Regions from separate parts of the Mus musculus genome. Here all the other regions are linked to region 2. A link is a contact called in ENCODE Hi-C or POLR2A ChIA-PET data. All regions are on one chromosome and are shown on one strand. Each heading gives the region's core, a stretch centred on a gene start or an enhancer-like site at or near the end of the contact. The rest is flanking DNA. Distances are from core to core; before and after follow the strand shown. Region 1 overlaps Gm32645 (a long non-coding RNA gene). Region 2 holds the start of Zmiz1 (zinc finger, MIZ-type containing 1). Region 3 overlaps Zmiz1 (zinc finger, MIZ-type containing 1).

Region 1 (2,700 bases), core at 162-2,661, 39 kb before region 2:
CCCATTTTTAGCTATGTGAGGTAAGACTGTGAGCTTGTAAGGACTCAGAACCCCAAAGATCTCACTCAGCTTTAGTGGGAATCTGCCCCTCCCCCTCTGAAGAAGTGTTGAGAAAACACCCCTGTCCTTTCTGCCCACCCAGTCACGCTCTCCCTGCCCTCACCCTAACTGTCTCAGCACCAATAGCTGTGTGTTCTCCTCACATCTGCAAGCACAGATTGCCAATGTAAAGAACCCAAGTCTTGCCTGGGGCTTTTTTGAGCTTCCTGGGGCATTTGTCAGATTGAGGCATGGGCAGAGGACTGTGGGACACCTAAGAGATCCTTCGAGTGCCTTGGGCACTACTAAGACATTGGTTCTCTCCGGGCCTGTAAAGATGGAAGGCTAATTTTTCTCTTTCACCTTTTCCTTTGCAGCCTATGAAGGGACCTTTAGAGCTTTGATGACAATTGATATCAGAAGCTAGAACACATAGGCAGGGCGAGAAGTCAGCTGTCTCAGTCTCAGCTACCGGGAATGACAAAAGACAAGGGCAACTGCAGAGCTGTGTGGAGGAAGTGGCCCAGCCTCCAGTGCTGATTGAAGCCTGGCTAACAGGCAGCTAATCCCGAGAATCAGGACCTCAGCCACAGTCAAGAAGAGGGAATGCAGGACTCAGTGCAACAGGCAGATGCAGTGAGGTGGGGGAATGTGTGCAGGACAGCACATGGCTACAGCTACAGGACTTGCTATGAATGGAGCACATTCTGGCTCTAGGTAGCTTCACCATATACTCCAGCTCTTCCTCCAATCCATTGGTTTCATCCAATCCAGTTCTCACAGTGGATTCTTCATTGGGCTCTTTGGGCCCTGAGCTCATCTGCGCCCCTCTGTTCCTTGCCATCTTTGTTGCACAACACAAACAGCTTCCAGTTCTGTCCTGCCTCTGAGACTCAGGACAAGCAACGACACATTGGGTCCCTCATCATCACCATAAAGCTGGTTAGCACAGCTCAGACAGTGGACACTTGCAAGGCCTAGTGTTGTACCCTACAGAAGGGCTTGGCCCTGGACATATGTAGCTAGTCTAAGGGTATTTGTACCTGTCCCTCTTACTATATGTATAGTATATAACAGCAGAACATGGTCTTTCAAGGTCACACTCCCAAGCTCAGTTTTCTTATACAGAAACAGTAAAGGAGTCAGAGTCTACTCTTCTATCCCCACCCTGTGTCTGATACCCCAGCAGGACCCAGTGAGACTGTAACCTCTCTGGGAGCAAGGGACATCTAACAACATCCATGCCCACATCCACCTATTCTTTCAGCAGCCATATCTTTGAATACATCCCATAGGCTAGGCACTATGCCAAGTGCTATCTGCCCATAGCAAGGCTTGGCCCCAAACTGGTTCAATCAGTGTTTGTAGACTGATTCTTGGCCTCTCCCATCTGTCTGGACAATGAAGATCATGACCATGGGTGGGCCCTGGAAAGACTCCCATGAGCAAGTCCCTGACTACCAGTAGCCGAAACACAGCTGTTTCTCCCAGCAGCTCTTGTGCCTGTGACTTTCTCTGACTTCCTCTGGGGTGAGCAAGGCTCTTTTTCCCCCAACATAAGAGAACACAAGGCATAGAGAGGTGTAGTGTCTGTCTGCAGACACACAGCCAGAGCTAGGAGCTCAGGTCTGATGGGTGCAAATTCCAAATTTTAGAATGCGACCAGCTCGGGCAAGTAGAGATGTGTCGGAATGTGCCTGGGAGTCTGGAGTTGAGATTAATCTCGAAGGCCAGCATCAGGCACTGCTGAAACCAAACCCCAGCAATGGCTGCCTCTACCAGCTGCTCAGCTGGGTAACGTGCCCTCAGATGTCTCGTGGTAAACTATAGGACATCTGTACCAGACAAAGCCTGCTGTCTGTCTAAGAGAAGAAAGGGAGAACCACAGTGCTTGTAGAGCCATTGGTCCCTGGGCAAGAACATGAAGTCTCAGAGTTCAGGGACAGTTCTTAGGGAAGCCGGAAGAGTAAGTAGAAGCAGAATCCTCCTGCGGAGGTCAGCTTCAATTAAAACATCCAGCCTCAAGGAGGAGGAGGAGGAGGAGGAGGAGGAGAGGAGGGAAGGAGGGGAGGAGAGAGAGGGGAGGAGGGGAGGAGGGGAGGAGGAAGGTCTAGGGTTGTAGAGGCCTTCCAACATGTTTCTCTGCTCCTCAGTCACAGAGGAGGCACTGTGTACCAGTGCCCAACCAGTATCCACATTTTCTGAAGGCAGGCCCGAGTTGTCAATCCAGAGACTAGACAGAAGAACTCAGCTCCACATGTAAGTGAGTCCCTGTCCCTAGGCAGGCACAGGCCTGGCCCTGGTTTCCTGATCTGTCTTGGCTATTGAAATCTAATGGGAAAGGGGGTGCAGAGGAGGCCTGGGATCTAGGCAAACTGACAGCTGAAGAATCAGCAAGACCCAGCCCAGGAGTCAGGCCTGACTGTGCTGGCCACTATCCAGACAGCTGAGCCTAGCTTGCAGTCCAGGGGCACATGACACTCCAAGGACCAAGTAAAGCCTGGGCTCCCATGTGAGTCTGGACACTCAGGGCCACTTGGCAGGCAGCAGGGTTCGGAGCCTGATGCTCTTCCCTGGTCTCAGGTTGGATTCCTACTGCTGAGACCTGCATGCATGTGGGAGTCATCTTGGCTGTACTGCCCATGGGACACATCTCTAAGG
Region 2 (2,863 bases), core at 167-2,666:
CGCCTCGCCTCCGACACCGTGGCTGCCTGCAAAACGCGGAGCACGGAGTTATCGCCACACCTGGAGTCCCTAGCGGGCTCAGACCCAAGCCTCCCCCGCCTGTCCTGAAGGGGAGCGCGTGCGCGCGCGCGCGCGCGCGCGGGTCCAGCCTAGACGCTTGTTGTCTTTAGGACTACATTACCTCTAATCGAGAGGCGGGTGGGGTTGAGGAAGGGATGTGGAAGAGTAAGGGGAACATGTGTGGTATGTGTACGCGAATGTGAGAGGTAGTGCACGGGGGAATGCCTCGTGTTTTGTTTTGTTTTTAAACGTACCGGGGGTGGTGTACACTATATTTGTGTGTTCAATTGTATGACTCCAGGTGCACGGGCATAACTGGGATGGAAAGTGTGTGTACAAGTGTGTGGAGGGGGTCATGCGTGCTATGAGAAGTATGCGTGCCATGCTGTAAGGTAGGCGCAAACCCGTTTGCCGTTTGTGTAGGAGTTTCTGTGTGAGTGGTAATGGACAAGAGCCAAAGGGAGTGCGCACTTGGATACACTTGGGGGCCGGTCTGTGAGGGGAACCTCCGCAAGTGAGCGCACCTAACTGCTTCGTGAGTGCTCTTCGCCACTGTAGGAGTGGAGCCCAGCCCTGGGCTGTGGGCTTGGTTGGGTTATTTCCACCTCTGCAAAGCGGGAGCGCTCGGCTCTCAGCGCCCCAGGCGCTCCCTACCAGGCACTAAGGCGTCCTTGCTCTTAACTTCAAGTAGTAGTGGGTATTTATGGTTCTCGCTGCACCTCTCGCTCTTTCTCAAGATGTCAATGGAGGCGCACTTTAGTCTCCCCTGCGTCACCGGTGGTAGTGAAGGTTAGGGTCCTCTCACCCTCTCTCACCCTGTTTTAGGAATAATCCCAAAATCTACATGGAAGTTTCGCACACAGTGTCTCATTAGCAATCCAGTCACCCCAATTCAGATAGCTGACAGCACCTGAGGTCTCAGTGCACTCCTGCAGGGGACCAGTAGGAAGCGGGGTACGCCTTCTGGAAGTAATTTTGCTCCTACCAATGTGATCCCTTCCTAGGCACATCAGTCTCTCCGCTCCAAACTTATGGGATGCGGAGAGGGGGGCGTTAAAGAGCAGCGAAGGGAGGCGAGAAGAGGGACGAGAGTGAACGAGCAGCAGAGGAGGGTGAGGGTGGCGCGGTGCCTAACAGGGTTCGGAAAAGAGCTGAGACCTGGGAACGGAGAAGAAAGGGAGGAAAAGAAGGGAAAGGAGAGAGGCGGAAAGGAAAGGAAAAGAGAAAAGGAGAGCGCAGCGAGCGCGCAGATGGAGAGCGAACCAAGGCAAGCAGAGCTGCGCGCCGGAGGCGCGGCACTCCGCTCCCGCCGTGACTCCGTGCCGGCTTTTGCGGGAGGCCGGCGGCGCGGGGCCCTTTGGAAATAGAATAGCCAATGTAATCTGACACTTCAACTTGCTCGGCTCCGGGCGAGTTGATTCACTTACTCACCCCCTAACGCCGAGTTCCTTTTCACTGTCTGTGGACATTAAAAAAGCGAGCGGCGGCGGCGGCGGGCGCCCGGGAGAGCAAGCTGCCGGCCGGGCGAGCAGCGATCCGGCTGCAGAGCAAGCGAGCAGCGCCCGCGCAGCGCGCTGACCCTAGCCCCGGCCGGTGAGGAGCCGGAGCCGGAGTCGGAGCCGAGTGGATTTCCGCGCTCTCGCTGCGCTCCTCCCGGCTCCAGCCTGCCCTACACGGCGGTGGCGGCGGCGCGTCCTCCAGCGGTGGCAGTGGTGCTCGCAGCGCCCGGTAAGTTTGGGGACAGAGCCAAGCGCCCGTTAACACCGAGGCTTCCACCCGCTCCCGGCGGATCATCGGGGTGCGAGCGCCGTGTACTATACTAGGGCTTTCCTCTTAAAGGTTTAGCTCTGGCCGGGCGAAAGAAGCCAGCCGTGCAGGCTCGGCCCGCTGCTCTGGCCGCCGGGGGCGGAGGCTCTGGCCACCAGCGAGCGCCCAGCTTGTGTAGAGCGGCTCCGGATGAGCGCGGGGACCCGGGGTTCTTCGGGTGTACGGGGCGCCGGTGCGGTTGTGCGCTCGGACTCGGTGCCCGCCTCCTGCCGGCGCGCCTCCCAGCCGTCGCTCCGATCAGTCGGGAGCCAGCCGGGATACGGATTCGGAGGAGGGAGGAGAGGACCCGGGAAGGACTGGCTGCTTCTCCCTTGCCTCTTTTGGAAAGATGTGAAGTTGTGCTCCTGTGTGCGTAGGAGAACCTCCGGGAAGGCGCTGGATTCTAGGGTGGCAAGGGTTGGTGGTGTTAAGTTGTGCCTCCGAATTTCTATGGAGAACACACTTTTGTACATGGGAGATGGGGGCGCGGTTAAGTTGTTTTGGGGGGAGAATAGCCCAGGGAAACGCGGCGCGTGGCTGAAGCAGGACACGTTGAAGAGATGTGTCGAGGCTTCTCGTTCGGGCTTCGGAAGCCGAAGGGGCTTTCAGGCCAACGCCTGGCCGGGGCTGCCCCAGTCGGGAGGCGAGCCCAAGGGGAAGATGTGTCTGTGTGTGTGTGCGCGCGCGTTGCAAATACGAAAGTAATTTCCCCGTGTTCTTTCTTCCTCTCTGTCTCCGGCGGCGGTGGCCCCGGGGGAGTGGGAGGCCGACCCGGGAGGAGATTGAGGGGCCGGGCCGGAGCTGAAGCTCGGTCCGGATTGTGGGAGGGAAGCTCAGAAAGCTTGTTTCACATTCCTGGCGTCAGGGCCAGGGAGAAAACAGTGGGGAGCACGGCCTCGGTGTCGCGGTGCAGGCTGCGGGAGCGCGTCGCCCCCTGGCCGGAGACATCTGTCCAGGAAGCTGGCCAGGCGGGGAGAGGGCGCGGTGCAGAGGGCAG
Region 3 (2,700 bases), core at 155-2,654, 37 kb after region 2:
ATGGCTTTAAGGGCAGCCATTTTCGGTTAGGTTCAGATGGAGCTTGCTGTCTAGATCACTGGGTAAGTCAGGCTCCTTCCCAGTCAGGATTTGGGTCCCCATCTGTCACATGGTGATAAGGACCTTCACTAGCTGCCTTGGAGAGCTCTTCACTGTGTTCTCTTTCTCGAATATTGATAATTTGCTCAGACTGATCTCGGACTTGAAATCCTCCCACCACAGTCTCCTGGGTGTCAGAGTTACAGTCCTGAACCAGCATGCCCAACTTCACAGGGCCACTTTGATGAACAAACCAGATGGACAAAGGACTCTGTGAAGAAGGTGGGGTGATGGACGAGATGGTACTCACAGCACTTGTCAAAGCTCTAAGCTTGGGCGCCCAGGAGTGTGGGGGCATTAGAGACTGATGGAGGCCTGGGCCCACCTTCCCAAACAACTACTTTGACTGGACATCAGACAATCACTTCCTTTTTAGCTCCATCCAAATGTTTGTGGAACTTGGAGTCCACCTTTCACACTACTGTGGCAGTCTTTCTCCATGCAGTGGAGGAAGGATAAGGGTCACGTATAGTGAACGCAAAAGGCAGTGACACCCATCACTCTGTTCAGTGGCCCTGTACAGGTGGCTAGATGAGTGCATGCTGTATGGCATTGCACAAGGATAGGATGTCTATTTGTGAGGTTCTGCCTGTGCTCTAGACCAGCTATGTGGCGTCCAGGCCTTTGTAGGGTGGTATCCTGTGGAATGAGGCTGTTGTTTCTGGGTCTTTGCTGGCTACAAGGGAACTGGCATTCGGTACCACCCAGCTCCCCTAACTTGAAGCCTGAGGTCACCTTTATCTGCTACCTTTGGTCCACAGGGCAATTGGGCACAGGCCCCGAAAAGGAGCCTGAGAAGATGGGGAACAAATCACCACCCATCTTAACCCTATGAGAGCTGCAGGCCTTATATTAACTCAGCAAACTGCTGTCCCTGGGCTTAGAGCTGTGGGATTCCAACTGAGCCCTGTGTCCAGTGGGTCCCTGGTGGTGCCAGCTTCCTGGCCGTTGCAAGGGTACAGAGGAGTAGAGAAAGGTCCTAGCAGAAATGAGTCCCAGGCACTCAGGGCAATTCAGGTAGACCTCACAGAGACACAAGCAGGGCTGCAGGGGCTTGGGGGGTCACGAGGCTTAGATAGAAGGCAGGCTAGAATGCATACAGACTTCAGAGGACAGAAAGGGTTTGGCTAGCTGGAGAGGTCACTCTGATTGAAGGGTGTGGGTGAGAGGACAGAGGTTTGGAATGGGTCTCGGGGAAAAGCAAACCCTCTCCCATTAGCCACCAGGGCTGCTCTGGCTCAGATGGCCTTGCCTCTTGGTGAACAGAGGCCCCAGGGTAAAGCAGATGGCCAGTGGAGGAGGGGCAGGGGTGGCCTCAGTCATGAGCCAAGCGAAGCCAAGTGGCCCACATAGTCCAGAGTTGAAGACCTTGGCACAAGCACTTGAGCTCTCAACTTGAAAGTTAATGATTCATTTGTGGCCAATTTCTGTTGGCATTTGCCTGGAAATTCCCAAGCCTGCCCCTTCCTTTGGCTTGGGAACTCCAAGAATACAGTCTCATTACTTTTGGCTAAGAGCATCTCACCCTCTCTCTGGGGAACAGCTTTTAAAACTGCTGTGAGACCTCTGCAGGTTATCCATGAGGGAGAACTGGTTCTGGTTGGTGGGTGAGGGTGGGTGGTTTGGGGTCTAATAAAGTTAGAGGCTCACCCTGACCCTGTGTGCCAAGTGTGGATGAAAGGAGCCCTGTTGATATTCATGATGTCCCCCAGTTAGATCAGAACAGATGTGACCAGAATTCAGTCTAAAGTAATGTGGAAAGTGTGCATCAGTTACAACCAGAGAGAGCAGGATTGGGCTGGGTAGAGAATGCACTGTCATATGCAAAGGCCCTGGGTCAAGACAGTCCAGAAGGGTTGAGTAATTGTCGTATGACTGGGGTACAGAGACTTCTGTGAATACAGCAATAAGTGAAGAGCTGGGAGACTGGGAGTTTGACCATGACAAGAACTCACAATAGGAAGTCAGAGGTAAAGCCAGGAGCAGTTGTTTGGTATTATGCCCATTTGGGTCTTGATTTTGCTGGTCAGCAAGACTTTCTAGATAGCCTGCTGGCAAGTTCTGCCCAGGGCCAGGCACCTGTGTGAAACCTGAATTAGAGAGAAGAGATCATATGTGACAACCCGAAGGGGGTGATGACAGGGATACACAGGAGCCCTGAACCTTTGGCAAGCGCACAAGGGAGGCTGGAGCATGACGTCATTCTGGGTCTTGAGGTGAACAGAGCAGTGTTGATTGGGGTCAACCTCAGGAATTCCATGCTCCCTGCAAGCTGTATCCAGCTACTCTGGAGGTCATCCCTGTCCCATGGGAGCCATGTGGCTTTCCCCAGTATCTGTCACTGTGTGTTCAGGCAGAGCCCAGGAGGGGACAGTTGATGGCAGAACAGGGTCTAATTTCAGAGTCTCACCTCTGTATCGGCTCGATGTACTCATTCCCCTACCCCATAGGTTCCTGAAACCTGAGGGACATTCCCTGAATCCCAGGCCACCCTTTCTGAATGATGGTCCAAGTATCTGAGAAAGGGACCTTTTGTCGCTCCCCACTTTGCAGACATCATTGTATAGCACAGTCACGCTCCCCACTTTTCTCCCAGTGAAA

What was found. A loop is a pair of places that touch in the nucleus more often than their neighbours do. ChIA-PET counts read pairs that join two places held with the same protein, here RNA polymerase II (POLR2A).
Region 1: a map of left cerebral cortex shows a loop between it and region 2 (5-fold over the local background). The contact joins the enhancer-like site here to the promoter of Zmiz1 in region 2. A Hi-C loop is called at or near these places in 5 of 37 maps with a recorded cell type or tissue (CH12.LX, Patski, heart and 2 more). POLR2A ChIA-PET finds 5 or more read pairs at or near these places in 2 of 5 experiments (Patski and embryonic stem cell).
Region 3: a map of gastrocnemius shows a loop between it and region 2 (4-fold over the local background). The contact joins the enhancer-like site here to the promoter of Zmiz1 in region 2. A Hi-C loop is called at or near these places in 10 of 37 maps with a recorded cell type or tissue (adrenal gland, gastrocnemius, heart and 2 more). POLR2A ChIA-PET finds 5 or more read pairs at or near these places in 2 of 5 experiments (Patski and embryonic stem cell).

The regions. Positions count from the first base shown.
Region 1 is chr14:25,418,725-25,421,424 of GRCm38, forward strand. It overlaps Gm32645 (a long non-coding RNA gene), which reads left to right. Exons shown (of 7, transcript XR_003951092.1): 6 at 2,193-2,298. Among named protein-coding and RNA genes, the nearest start is that of Zmiz1os1, 13 kb to the left of the region's middle. Within about 2 kb of position 1,412, at least 1 of the 3 ENCODE cell types and tissues checked has a DNase peak (open chromatin) inside an H3K27ac peak, as active enhancers do; it is heart, where a contact is called at or near this core.
Region 2 is chr14:25,457,769-25,460,631 of GRCm38, forward strand. Zmiz1 (zinc finger, MIZ-type containing 1) reads left to right here and starts at 1,417. Exons shown (of 24, transcript NM_001310666.1): 1 at 1,417-1,788.
Region 3 is chr14:25,494,876-25,497,575 of GRCm38, forward strand. The region is part of intron 1 of Zmiz1 (zinc finger, MIZ-type containing 1); the gene reads left to right. Among named protein-coding and RNA genes, the nearest start is that of Zmiz1, 37 kb to the left of the region's middle. Within about 2 kb of position 1,405, at least 2 of the 3 ENCODE cell types and tissues checked have a DNase peak (open chromatin) inside an H3K27ac peak, as active enhancers do; they include gastrocnemius and heart, where a contact is called at or near this core.